2 separate regions of the Mus musculus genome follow, and region 2 is linked to region 1. The links are chromatin contacts, found by POLR2A ChIA-PET in ENCODE. All regions are on one chromosome and are shown on one strand. Each heading gives the region's core, a stretch centred on a gene start or an enhancer-like site at or near the end of the contact. The rest is flanking DNA. Distances are from core to core; before and after follow the strand shown.

Region 1 (6,230 bases), core at 1,988-4,487:
AAAGGATAGGGAATGAATGAACGCTGGAATGAGGTTGGGGCTCCCAGGTCAGGCCAGTTTCCGAAGTGAAGGGAGAGGGGTGCTGTCTGCCTCTGGCTCTTCTGTTCAACTCAGAAGGCTACATCTCTGAACCCCAGGAGGGGAGACTGAAGAGGGCAGGCTTGTTAGACAATCACAGCTGGGGGCAGGGGTAAATTTAGCCTTTGTTCAGCCCCCAGTTATGTGAGGGATGCAGGACTCGGGGTAGCAGGAGGGAAGGGAACAGGTGGCATGGGATTAACCCTGTTCCCAAGAAACCCTCCCCCTGTAATTCCTCTTGGGATTCTCCCAAGGCCCAGAGCTGGGGACAGGACTGAAGTGGCCCGGCTCCCCGCCTTCATCCCTTTGGGTCCCTCCCCAGAAGTGGCTGCCAGTTGGTTGTGATAGAGAGGGACTGAATAAGCCCTGTCATCTCCTCACCTGCCCTTTTTGTCCCCTACAGATCGAGTTTAACAAGGACCAGCTGGAGGGTGAGGAGAAGCCCATTTCCTAAGCCCCATTGTCAAACCCCAAACTCCTGGTCAGATTCTCTGTTCTAACGACAGTCCTGACCTTGAAACCTCCCACACTTGTCCTGTTCTCCTCCCTCCCATGCCTGGCTCTAGCACATGAATTTCTGAAGCAAACCTCCCTCTCTCTGTTGGTGATGGGGATCCTTGGTCACACTGCCTTCTCCTTACATCTCAGAATTCAGAGAGGCCTTTGAGCTGTTTGACCGAGTAGGTGATGGCAAGATCCTGTACAGCCAGTGTGGGGACCTGATGAGGGCCCTGGGCCAGAACCCTACCAACGCCGAGGTGCTCAAGGTCCTGGGGAACCCCAAAAACGAGGGTGAGAGGAGCCTTGAGTTTTGTGGGGGTTTCTGTTTTCTTCTTGGTGTTGAACGTTGAATACAGGGTTCTGCCTGGGCCATTGAGCTACATTTCTAGCCAGCAACTTTCTCTTCTTCCTCTTTTTCTTCTCTCTCTCTCTCTCTTTCTTTCAAGATAGGATTTCAGTATCCCAGCCAAGAATGACCTTACATTCTGATTCTCCTATCTCCACCTCTTGCTACTGCCCACTAGAGTGGTGGGATTACTCCAGTTTATGTAGTGCTGGGTTGAATCCAGGGCCTCAGGCAAGCCAGGCAAGCCCTTATTACAGAGGTACTGTTTTTTTTTACTTTTTGAGACAGGTGCTCACCAAATTACTCAGGTTGGCCAGGGACCTACAGTTCTATCCCAGCAGCCCCAATCCCCAGTTTTCTTTTTCTTTTTAAATTTTAATTATTATTATTGTTGTTTAGATAGTGTTGTTACTACCACCACTACTACTACTATTACTACTACATAGGGTGTCTCTATATAGCCCTGCTTAGCCTGGAACTCATTGTATAGACCAGGTTGGCCTCAGACTCAAGAGGGACTTCCCCTGCCTCTGAATGCTGGGACTGAAGGTGTGTGGGCTTAGTGGTTCTCTCTTTCTGTTTTGAGTGTGTCCAGCCACTGGGCTACATCCCTGCCTTTCCTTTTTTTTTTTTTTTCCTTTCTGTTGAGACAGTCTTAAGTTGTTCTGGCTGGCTTTGAACTTGCCTGGTAGCTGTAGTTACAAAACTGCACCACCAGGCCTGGCAACAGTTTCAATTTTCAATGACAGAATATTGGTAAGGTGACAGAGGACGCTAGGATGGACCTCAGGACTCAAAAAACGTCAAACACAGGGAAGAGAAACATCCTGAATGCTGAAAGGGATGAAAGTCACAATAGTAGGGTTGGATGGCACTGGATCCCACACCTCAGTTGATCTCTCTCATCTCTATCTAATTGCACTGGATCCCACACCTCAGTTGATCTCTCTCATCTCTATCTAATTGCCAGAGCTGAAGTCCCGACGTGTAGACTTTGAGACGTTCCTGCCCATGCTGCAGGCAGTGGCCAAGAACCGGGACCAAGGCACATATGAGGACTACCTAGAGGGGCTTCGTGTGTTTGACAAAGAGGGCAACGGCAAGGTCATGGGTGCAGAGCTCAGACATGTTCTTACCACTCTCGGTGAGGCAGGGCCCAGAGCTGTGGGGTGGAGAAGTGGGGGGTCCTGGAAGAGCTAAGTAGAGCCTAGAATGGGTTTATGGTCCTGCAGTTATGGGCAGGAGACTCAAGAGGGCCAGCATTGTGGAGACAGATCACCTAGAGGCTAAAGTGTCCAGCTATGAGCCAAGGGCAGGGAATGCAATGTCCCCCTTTGCAAGCCACAATTGTGTTGATTCCATGCAAGTCTCAACCCCGGCAGCTTGTTTCGCTGTCAAGTCAAAGCTTTCACCTGCTCCAAGGCACCGTTGATATGAAAAAGGGCAAGGGTGGGAGGATGAACCACCCTGAGAATGTCTTGGGCTGGTGAGGCAGGGAAGGCGGGGGACTCTAACTGTTTTTGGGTTCAGGAGAGAAGATGACTGAGGAAGAGGTAGAGACTGTTCTGGCAGGCCACGAGGACAGCAACGGCTGCATCAACTATGAGGGTGAGGGGGCAGGATGGCCAGGGAGTAAGGAGACTTGAGGGGGGTGGGAGTACCCTCAGTTACCCGAAGGTCAGTTTCTCAAGTCCTCTCGTCTCCTTTCGTGCAGCCTTCCTGAAGCATATCCTAAGCCTCTGAGCTCCGCAGGTGGCCCTCCAGCCAGCCCCTGGTATCCGCTTGAGAGGCAAGGGTCCTCGATCCACCAGATAGAAGCGCAGGCAGTGCGTCTCCGCGCCCGTCCGTAGCGCAGCCGCCAGGGCTGGACTATTTCCTTCCCCACCCCCCACCCCCTCCCACCCCCACCCCACCCCAGCCCCGACTCCCACCCCACGTAGAACCTGCAGCGACGGAAACTTGCCCCACCTCCTGTGCGGCCAGAAGCGCGTTCCTGCCACTAGGGGGCACTTACAGTTTTGAAATAAAAACATGGTTCCTGCTTCGGTTTCCGACAGTTTTCTTTTGAGAAAGAGGAAGGACGGGAGCGGGTAGTCCTCTCTTCTGCAAAAGCCCAAATCCTCTGCTCTTGGTGCAGCTCGGAAGAAAGGTTTCCGAGAGTCCCAACCCAGGCCCCCCTGCTAGATTCCTGAGCCGAGGTAGGGCGCCCCCCCCCCACCTCATTAATAATGTAGTGATGTCATCTGCATGAGCCCAGACTAGCGTGCCTATTGGATGAAACGGCGGAGGGTGACGTCATGCGCCATGGGACGTACTAAGGCTGGGGTTGGGTAGGGCGTCGGAGCCATTACTGCCGGAAAAGGTCCAGCAGAGCTCAGCAGCCAAGATGGTGGGCCCTGGGAATCGGGAGATCAGGGGGATTTGGGGCAAGGAGAGGACCGCGGGTGGGAGTAGAGAAAGCAGTGGACGTGGGCACGCCCAGGTTTTGGAAGGTTGGCTGTGGGATTGGAATGTCTAGGGCTTTGCCCTGGGAAGCGAATCCTCGGCTTCAAACAGGAGTTTGTAAAGCCGGGATAGAAGCTTGCGGGGTTGGACCTCAGGTAACTGACCAATCCCTTCTTCTCCGAGCAGTGTGACTTCACCGAGGACCAGACCGCAGGTAGGCAGTCTCTGACCCGCAGCTCAGGTCATCCTTACCGAGAGGGACCCCCTTCCTTTAGCATCTATCTTCTGATCCCAACCTGTCACCTCCAGCGCTCCCAGGAGAGTGCCCCGTGGATTTCCTTCTGCTCTAGATCCTCCATTTTCTTTTCTCATTCTTTCTTCCTTCCCCTTCCACTCCAGATCTGAGCCCCAAGCGCTGGGTGAGTTTTAGGTGGTGTGGGTGTGTGAAACAATTTGACTAGTGCCTGTTATGTGTCGGGTCTATTACGCTTGTGGTTTGCTGCTTCTTTTTTTGCCTCTCCTCTGATAACTGTCCCCTCCTTAAGCTTGGATTCTGAGTACTGTAGAGGGCAGTGCCTTGATATTTTGTTAAGATGGGCACTGGAGAGTTTGCTAAGGATGTGGCTTCACCTCTTGGAAGGTCTCCCGGAGGGGAAGGGTGGGAGTGGGAGGCTAGAGTCCAGGCTCTTACTTCCTTATATGGGCAGGACCTAGCCTGGGCGGTGGCAGATTCCTGCGGAGTTGTATAGTAGTGGTGGAGAGCCTAGCCTGCCGCAGCTCAGGGGGTGTGTAAACAGATGGCTACCACCTTAAGGTAAGGGAAAGAAGGTTGCCTGTCTTTATGTGGGGCATTTGAGTTGATAGAAATAGATCCCTAGGAGTAGTCTTGTGTATAGAGGAGGACAAGATATCTGGTTTCTGCAGCATGACTTAAGTTGAATTGGCAGCAGAGCTGTGCAGCAAGCACGGGGCTAATCCCTGGTGCTGCCGTTCTTCTGAATCCTCAGAATTCAAGGAGGCTTTCCAGCTGTTTGACCGAACAGGTGATGGCAAGATCCTGTACAGCCAGTGTGGGGATGTGATGCGGGCCCTGGGCCAGAACCCTACCAACGCCGAGGTGCTCAAGGTCCTAGGGAACCCCAAGAGTGATGGTGAGCATTTCAAGAATGTAGTGGGTTCATGGTTGTTCAGCTAAAGTCATCCCTTTATCTGCATAGGTGCCAAACTTGAGCAAGTTTTGTCTCATCCAGTTCTGATTCCCTCTTCTGGCCGTCCTTGTGTTCCCTACCGTCATGTCCTGAGAACATGTGTGACTTCTCTTGTCTGACACCTCCACCTCCCACATGACAGAGATGAATGTGAAGGTGCTGGACTTTGAGCACTTCCTGCCCATGCTGCAGACCGTGGCCAAGAACAAGGACCAGGGAACCTACGAGGATTATGTTGAAGGCCTTCGTGTGTTTGACAAGGAAGGAAATGGCACCGTCATGGGTGCTGAAATCCGTCATGTCCTAGTCACACTGGGTAAGGGTCTGTGACCTTTCTGGAGCTGAGCTGCCACCTGATATATTTCACCCGTCAGTCACTCAGTTCTAAGAATGTTCCTTCCTCTGCAGGCGAGAAGATGACAGAGGAAGAAGTAGAGATGCTAGTGGCGGGGCATGAGGACAGCAATGGTTGCATCAACTATGAAGGTGAGGGGCAGACCATAAACTGGGGCCTGTGAGGAAATGGTCGTTCAGGAGATGTTAAAGAGGCATTGTATTCCTAGACTTGGTTCCAGAAGGGAGTCGGGAGTCAAAGGGGCAAGCAAGGCTCAGTCCAGCCTGGGAGGGAACTGTTGGGGAGACAGCAGTAAAGGGGGGGGTGATGGAGGACGGAGGGTGGGCTAGGAATGGGACGTAAACAGAATGTCTGTTCCACTGCCTGACCCCTTCACCCCATGTCTGTGTCTTGTCTTCACCATTAATGTCTCTTCCTTCCTGCAGCATTTGTGAGGCATATCCTGTCGGGGTGACGGGCCCATGGGGCGGGTACGGCTCCTCCCAGCCTCTCCTCTAGTTATCTCCCTAGTGTTTTTTTTTCCTTCCCAACCTGTGCTCTAGCCTCTGGCCATACCCTACTACCATCTGCCTTACTCCTGGCATGACTCTGCATGGAGCTGGCTTGGGAGGGGAGAAATTCCTCAATGAGGAATGCAGTTTGGGGGTGTGGTACCTCCTCTCCTAGAATGGTCTCTGAGATTTGACTTACAGGGGTCTTGGTGCTGGTGTCTGGGAACGCTCACCAGCTTGTAGGGAAGGCTGGTCTGATGGTGATTCTAGAGTTGGCGGGGGCAGGGTTGAGCTAACTGCCCCATTCTGCTGCTAAAACAAAAGTCCTTTTTCCATCCCTCTACTGGACAGCGTGGAGGTACCCTAACCCAAAGCTGACCTCTCCTCCTGCCAGTGGCTGACCATAACTGTAGGTGTAGCTGAGAACTTTTCTGCCTCTGCTATGTTCTTGCTATTTAGATTGGGGGTGGGGGCTAACAGCCAGTGGGAGGGGAACCAGGGACAGAGAGAACTGGCCACTCTGAGTGGCTCTTTTGAAAACTGACCCAAGGTTGGTTGCTATGGGCATGTTCCCTCCTGCCACCTTCATGGTCTCGTGGTCTCCTGGCCCATGGGTACCCCTCCCCAGCCCTCTCCTCGGCTGACTCCGCCTCTCTTCTCCACAGAGCTTGTCCGGATGGTGCTGAATGGCTGAGGACATTCTGTATCCCGAGTCTGTTCCTTGCCCAGTGTGATTTCTGTGTGGCTCCAGAGGCTCCCCTGTCACAGCACCTTGCCCATTTGGTTTCTTTTGGATGATGTTTGCC
Region 2 (6,230 bases), core at 2,759-5,258, 130 kb before region 1:
ATTTTTTAAAGGCAGGGCGTCTCTCTTTGTAGCCTGGCTAGTCTGGAACTTAAAGGAATCTACCTGCTTCTGCATCCCAATTTCTGGAATTAAAGGTGTGGGCCACCGTGACTAGCCTGTATTATTATTTTAATTTATTTTAGATTATACTTTGATTATAACATTTCTCCCTTTCTTTCCTCCATATACCTAGCCCCAGTTTCTTTCAAATTCAAGGTCTTTTTTTCTTATTATTATAATAACATAATGATTTATATTATTATTATTATTATTATTATTGCACATATGCATACATGTATATAATATGCATATATTCCTAGATATAGCCTGTTCAGTCTGTATAATGCTACCAGTATGTATGCATCAGTGTTTACCATTTGCTACAGGATAACCAGTTGGTATGGTCTTCCCTGGGGACCTCTCTCGATTTGCCCCCAGCTTTCTCCAGTTGCCTGCACTTCTTTGTGCGGGACTGAGGCCCCATGGGCTTTTCCCTATTCAATGTGATGTGTTCTTTGGTATCATCCTTGTCCAACCTGCATTTGGGCAGTAGTATTGGTAAGATTACATGGGTGTGGTTTCTGATGCTGCAAAGGAGACACACTCTCAAGGCAAACTCCCTGATCCTCTGGCTCTTACAGTCTTTCACCCCCTCTTCTGCAATGCTCCCTGAGCCTCAGGTGCAGAAATGTTTTTGTCATTGTATCCATTGGGACTGTGCTCCACAACTCTGCATTTTGATTGGTTGTGGTTTTCTGTAGTGGTCTCCATCTGTTGTAAAGAGAAGTTTCCTTGATGAGGGGTGAAGTCTATACTTTGTAGGTGTAAGGACAAACGTTTATAGATTGTTGCAAGGGATTATGCTGGCATAGTAAATTAGAAGTCATAGCTTGCCGGGCAGTATGGCACACGCCTTTAATCCCAGCACTTGGGAGGCAGAGGCAGGCGGATTTCTGAGTTCGAGGCCAGCCTGGTCTACAGAGTGAGTTCCAGGACTGCCAGGGCTACACAGAGAACCCTGTCTTGAAAAGAAGAAGAAGAAGAAGAAGAAGAAGAAGAAGAAGAAGAAGAAGAAGAAGAAGAAGAAGAAGAAGAAGAAGAAGAAGAAGAAGAAGAAGAAGAAGAAGAAGAAGAAGAAGAAGAATTTGTAGTAGCTTCTCCTCCAATAGCCATGGCTTCACTAGCACTGAGTAGTTAACTAGCTTTCCATGGTCCCCCTCTCACTGACTGGTTCTTTTGGTTTTTTTAAAGATTTGTTTATTTATTATATGTAAGTACACTGTAGCTGTCTGCAGACATTCCAGAAGAGGGTGCCAGATCTCCTTACGGATGGTTGTGAGCCACCATGTGGTTGTTGGGATTTGAACTCAGGAGCTTCAGAAAAGCAGTCAGTGCTCTTAACCCCTGATCCATCTCTCCAGCCCCTCACTGACTGGTTCTTAAGTCCAACCAGAGAGTTGTTGGTTACTGTGAAAATATGTGTGCCACTACTGCACCTTAGGGTTATATGCCATGCTGGTCATTGATGTGGTTAGTGGGATCATAGCAGGAGAACTTTAGGTTGACTCCCTCAGATGGTGCCCTCTGGTACCAGGAAAGCTAGATTTCAGGGAGGAAATATTCAGGTCAGTTCCACCTCAGGGGTCTCTGGGCCTTGCTTCTGACATGCTTCCTGTATTCAGAAATAGCAGGAACATACCTTCCATCTCAGAGATAACCAAGGGCAACAGGAAGAGGCTGCTGCATGCTTGAGAGTCTCTTGGACAACCCTGGCCAACACCTCAAAAGATGGATTCTCTTTTTGGTATTGTTTGGTACTGGGGTTTCGTTGGGTGGTCTTTAGCTCTCAGAGGGAGCACCATCAGCCCCGGTGAGAAGATGCATTAAAAATATATGTGTGTATTTATTCATGGGTTGATGTGTATTATAGGGTTTCTTGGTAAGTAGGTAATGCAGTATAATTTTTTGTGGCTTTTTACAGAAATGTTTGTTTTTTTCTTTTTGGTTTTTTTGAGACAGGGTTTCTCTGTGTAGCCCTGGCTGTCCTGGAACTCACTCTGTAGACCAGGCTGGCCTCGAACTCAGAAATCCACCTGCCTCTGCCTCCCAAGTTCTGGGGCTAAAGGCGTGTGCCACCACTGCCTGGCAGAAATGTTTGTTATTTCATCCACTTCCTTCTTCTGTATTTACCTCCCTCCCTTTTCCCTAAAGAGGTCCCACGTCCCTATCAGATCAATTGTATACTACTAGTCTCTTTTGCCTTCTTTGAATCTTTTTCGGAATTTACTTTGATCTTCCTCCCTAAGGAACACCTCCCTTCCCATTTCCTTGATCAGGTCACATGTACACTGCCGCTTCCCCCGCTACTGCTCCCCAACCCCCGATCCTGGCAGTGGTTCCACTTTACTCTCCCACTTCTGCAGTTGCTCTAGGATATATGATATGTGAACTCACACCTGAAGGTTTGCAGCTAAGAGCCTCCAATGACAGTGACTTTCCAGGTCTGGGTTACCTCGTTCAGGGTGATCTTTTCTAGCTCCATCCATTTACCTGCAAGGTTCATGATTTATGTGTGTGTGTGTGTGTGTGTGTGTGTGTGTGTGTGTGTTTACAGCTGGACAGCATTCCACAGTGTATATGAACTACATTTTCACTACGTGTTTGTCAGATGTAGGACATTTAGGTTGTTCCATCTCCTGCCTATTGTGTTTGGAGCAGCAATGAGCGTGTCTAAGCAGGTATCTGCAGAGTAACATGTTGAGTCCCTCTGGCATATGCCAAGGAGAGATATGGCTGGGTCATGTGATAGATTTATCTCTTGAAAGTTCTCCACACTGATTTCCATAGTGACTATACCAGATTGCTATCCCACCAACAGTGAGTGAGTCCTCCCCATCCTCTCAGTCATTTCTTGTCAGTTGTTCCATTGATCTTTGCCATTCTGACCAGAATAAGGAAAAATCGCAAAGGTATTTTTATTTTTTATTTATTTATTTTATTATTTTTTTTTTTAAATTTTTTTTTTTTTTTTTTTTTTGGTTTTTCGAGACAGGGTTTCTCTGTATAGCCCTGACTGTCCTGGAACTCACTTTGTAGACCAGCTGGCCTTGAACTCAGACATCCGCCTGCCTCTGCCTCCCAAGTGCTGGGATTAAAGGTGTGCGCCACCACGCCTGGCTGAGAAATATCTTAAAAGAAGAAAGTTCATCTCTAGCAATTAGGGAAATGAAAATCAAAAAAAAAAGAAAAAGAAATTCAAGGTCACACTTGGCTAACCAAATAAGTTCCAGGTCAGCCTGGACTACTTGACTATGTTTCAAAATAAATAACTATCTGATAGACTTGATCAGTTAAATTGTGTTGGTACATACAATGTACTAACTACAGTGCTTCATCTGTGTTAATAGGATCTGGAAATAAAATGGTGGTCCAAGCCCAGCGTGGTGGCCTAATCCCAACACTCGAAGCCTCTATTTGGAAAGACGCATTTACAAATGGTTTATTTCTCCCAGGTCTTCTATTTCTAATTCCTACACTTAGAACACATATTTCAAAGAAATAAATCATGGCGTCTTAAGGTGGTTTAGCGCCGCCTTTAGTCCGTCTACTACGGGCAAGAGAGAACCTCTCCAAGTCGTACTACAACTCCCACAATGCATCTCTTTTGTCCTCCCACACTAGGGAGTGTGCGTCCGAATTCTGGATAACTTCCGCTCTGGAACTATCGTAAACCGGATGTTATAGAGCCTTGTAATCACTTCCTGGTTTGGGAATGTAACATTTTAATCTTCCGCCGGAAGGTTAAATAGTTCCACTGATATTTTTCGTCATAGACCATTTCTAGGGACTTATCACAACCCTACATTTCACAGGAAACTCTAAGTAATTAGGTAAATTCGAGCATAATAGCTGCTAGGGAGTAAATAGAATTACAGGTCGCTGAGGGTTTTTTTTTTCAGCGTGAGCGTAGGAATCTCGTACTATATAAGCGGGTCGGGCAAGCCGCCGGATCCTCTTTCGAGTCTTGGCTCCAAGATGGTGAGTGTCGCCGCGTGGTGAGCGCGCGGGCCTGGGTACTGGGGTAGAAGTAGATCTATGGACGGTAGGGACCTGAAAGTCAGAGTCTTGGAGGAGAAAGTGACAAAGGGTCCGTCCAGCCCGGACTTGGCGTGCTCGGGACTTGTACGGGTCTCTGTCGGGGCTGCGGGCGGCGGCCGGCCAGGAAGGGCTGAATTCTCGCCCCCTTTCCAATAGCGTCTCTTTCCATTCTCAGACCAAAAAAAGAAGAAACAACGGTCGCGCCAAAAAGGGCCGCGGCCATGTGCAGCCCATTCGCTGCACGAACTGCGCCCGGTGCGTGCCCAAGGATAAGGCCATCAAGAAGTTTGTCATTCGGAACATTGTAGAAGCCGCTGCTGTCAGGGACATATCTGAAGCAAGCGTCTTCGACGGTAAGTGAGCCACAGCCGTGATTTGTACAGGGACGAAGAGTGAGGAGGGTGTGTATGGCTCGTTGTCTTCAGCTTGGGGAGAAGGTGCCTTTTGTGGCACAGTAAGCAGGCCTAATGATGGGGTTTTAACTTGGTTTTTCTCTTGGGGTGGAGATTGAGGCTCATGCATGGTAGCCAAACCCCTGCATCCCATCCCTGTGAGAGACTGCCTATTTAGGAGAATCTGAAAAAGCATAATTCTTTAGTTATTGAAAAAAATTGAACAGCTTTTAAAACGGGCAAAGACTGGTTTGGGCAGTTTGTGACTTGGTTTTTGGCGTCTCAGAACTCACTGTGTAGACCTACTCAAGAGATCTTCCCTAGTGCTGGGATTAAAGGCGTGCACCACAGCACCTGGCTGGCTTTTGTCTGTTTGTTCATTGTTTTGTTTTTTTCTTGACCTAACAGTAGTAACCATGAGGCCTGCCAGCAGAGTGAGACTCCCTAACTTGAGCTATTCTCATATTGTGTGGCCCACTTTGGCTTTGAGGATGCCTTGGCCTTTTGAGTGGCAACCTCTAGCCCAAGAGTTGAACTCTTGGTGTATGTTGGGTGTGGTGTTGGTTTCTCTGGTTTTCATTGGGTGTCATTTATCAGTAAAACTTGGAGGTTAGGGTAATCCTGACCAATAGAATAAGAGAATCACAGGAAAGGGCGTCTGTCTAATCTGCTTCTCGATTTCTCAGCCTACGTGCTTCCCAAGCTCTATGTCAAGCTGCATTATTGCGTGAGCTGTGCCATCCATAGCAAGGTTGTTAGGAATCGATCCCGCGAGGCCCGGAAGGACCGAACACCCCCACCACGATTCAGACCTGCTGTAAGTAAATTATTTTAACTTGGGACATACATAGTCTTACCCAGAGAAGTATCCATTAAGGTCTTATTTAGTCTGTGTGGCAGCTACGACCTACATTTAAATTTTAAAAATGCTTGTCTGTTTTGCATAACCTGAAACACTTTTAGTGATGCTAGGTGGGTGGTGGTTGGTTTCTTTGGTTTGAGGTGCTGGGTCCTCAACTTAATGCTGGTAAGTGCTCTACTGTGAACTACATGGGTGGGTGGGTTTGGTTTTTTTTGTTTTGTTTTGTTTTAAGAAGTCTCGCTGGAAGCCAGGCGTGGTGGCGCACGCCTTTAATCCCAGCACTCGGGAGGCAGAGACAGGCAAATTTCTGAGTTCGAGGCCAGTCTGGTCTACAAAGTGAGTTCCAGGACAGCCAGGGCTATACAGAGAAACCCTGTCTCGGAAAGAAAAAAAAAAAGAGGTTTCACTGGCCTTCGCTCACCTAGGACTCTTGATTCTTCTGCCTCTAGAATGCTGGGGTTAAGTAGGCAACCGCAGCAGATCCGAGTACCTCATTTCTAATTTAGCTCATCTCTTGTTTTTCAGGGCGCTGCACCTCGACCTCCACCAAAGCCCATGTAAAGAGGCCGTTTTGTAAGGACGGAAGGAAAATTACCCTGGAAAAATAAAATGGAAGTTGTACTTTACATGGCATCGGAGTGTGTTTATGTCGAGACTCTTGTGTGCGTTTCAGGGGGTCCATAGTGCAGAACTTGGTGCTTTGGGCTCTGTACACCTTATTTTCTAAGGCATTCTCTGCAGGCTGGCCAGCAGTGAGCTCCATGGATCCCGTTTATGCTGCCTGGACTCCCAGCAAGCCATGGGATTACAAGTGTGTTCACTGGGCTCAGCTTATGGACAGGGTTCTGTGGATCACCTGGATCCTTGTAAGACTTAAC

What was found. ChIA-PET counts read pairs that join two places held with the same protein, here RNA polymerase II (POLR2A).
Region 2: POLR2A ChIA-PET joins it to region 1 with 12 read pairs in Patski. The contact joins the promoter of Rps26 here to the promoter of Myl6 in region 1. POLR2A ChIA-PET finds 5 or more read pairs at or near these places in 4 of 5 experiments (Patski and embryonic stem cell).

The regions. Positions count from the first base shown.
Region 1 is chr10:128,490,893-128,497,122 of GRCm38, reverse strand. Myl6 (myosin, light polypeptide 6, alkali, smooth muscle and non-muscle) reads left to right here and starts at 3,237. Exons shown (of 7, transcript NM_001317218.1): 1 at 3,237-3,314; 2 at 3,557-3,584; 3 at 4,378-4,521; 4 at 4,721-4,894; 5 at 4,987-5,064; 6 at 5,359-5,403; 7 at 6,090-6,230. The coding sequence starts at 3,312. The coding sequence ends at 5,387. It overlaps Myl6b (myosin, light polypeptide 6B), which reads left to right. Exons shown (of 7, transcript NM_172259.1): 3 at 482-509; 4 at 727-870; 5 at 1,896-2,069; 6 at 2,456-2,533; 7 at 2,640-2,966. The coding sequence ends at 2,668.
Region 2 is chr10:128,624,284-128,630,513 of GRCm38, reverse strand. It overlaps Rps26 (ribosomal protein S26), which reads left to right and starts at 4,008. Exons shown (of 4, transcript NM_013765.2): 1 at 4,008-4,038; 2 at 4,274-4,451; 3 at 5,177-5,307; 4 at 5,878-5,985. The coding sequence starts at 4,036. The coding sequence ends at 5,913.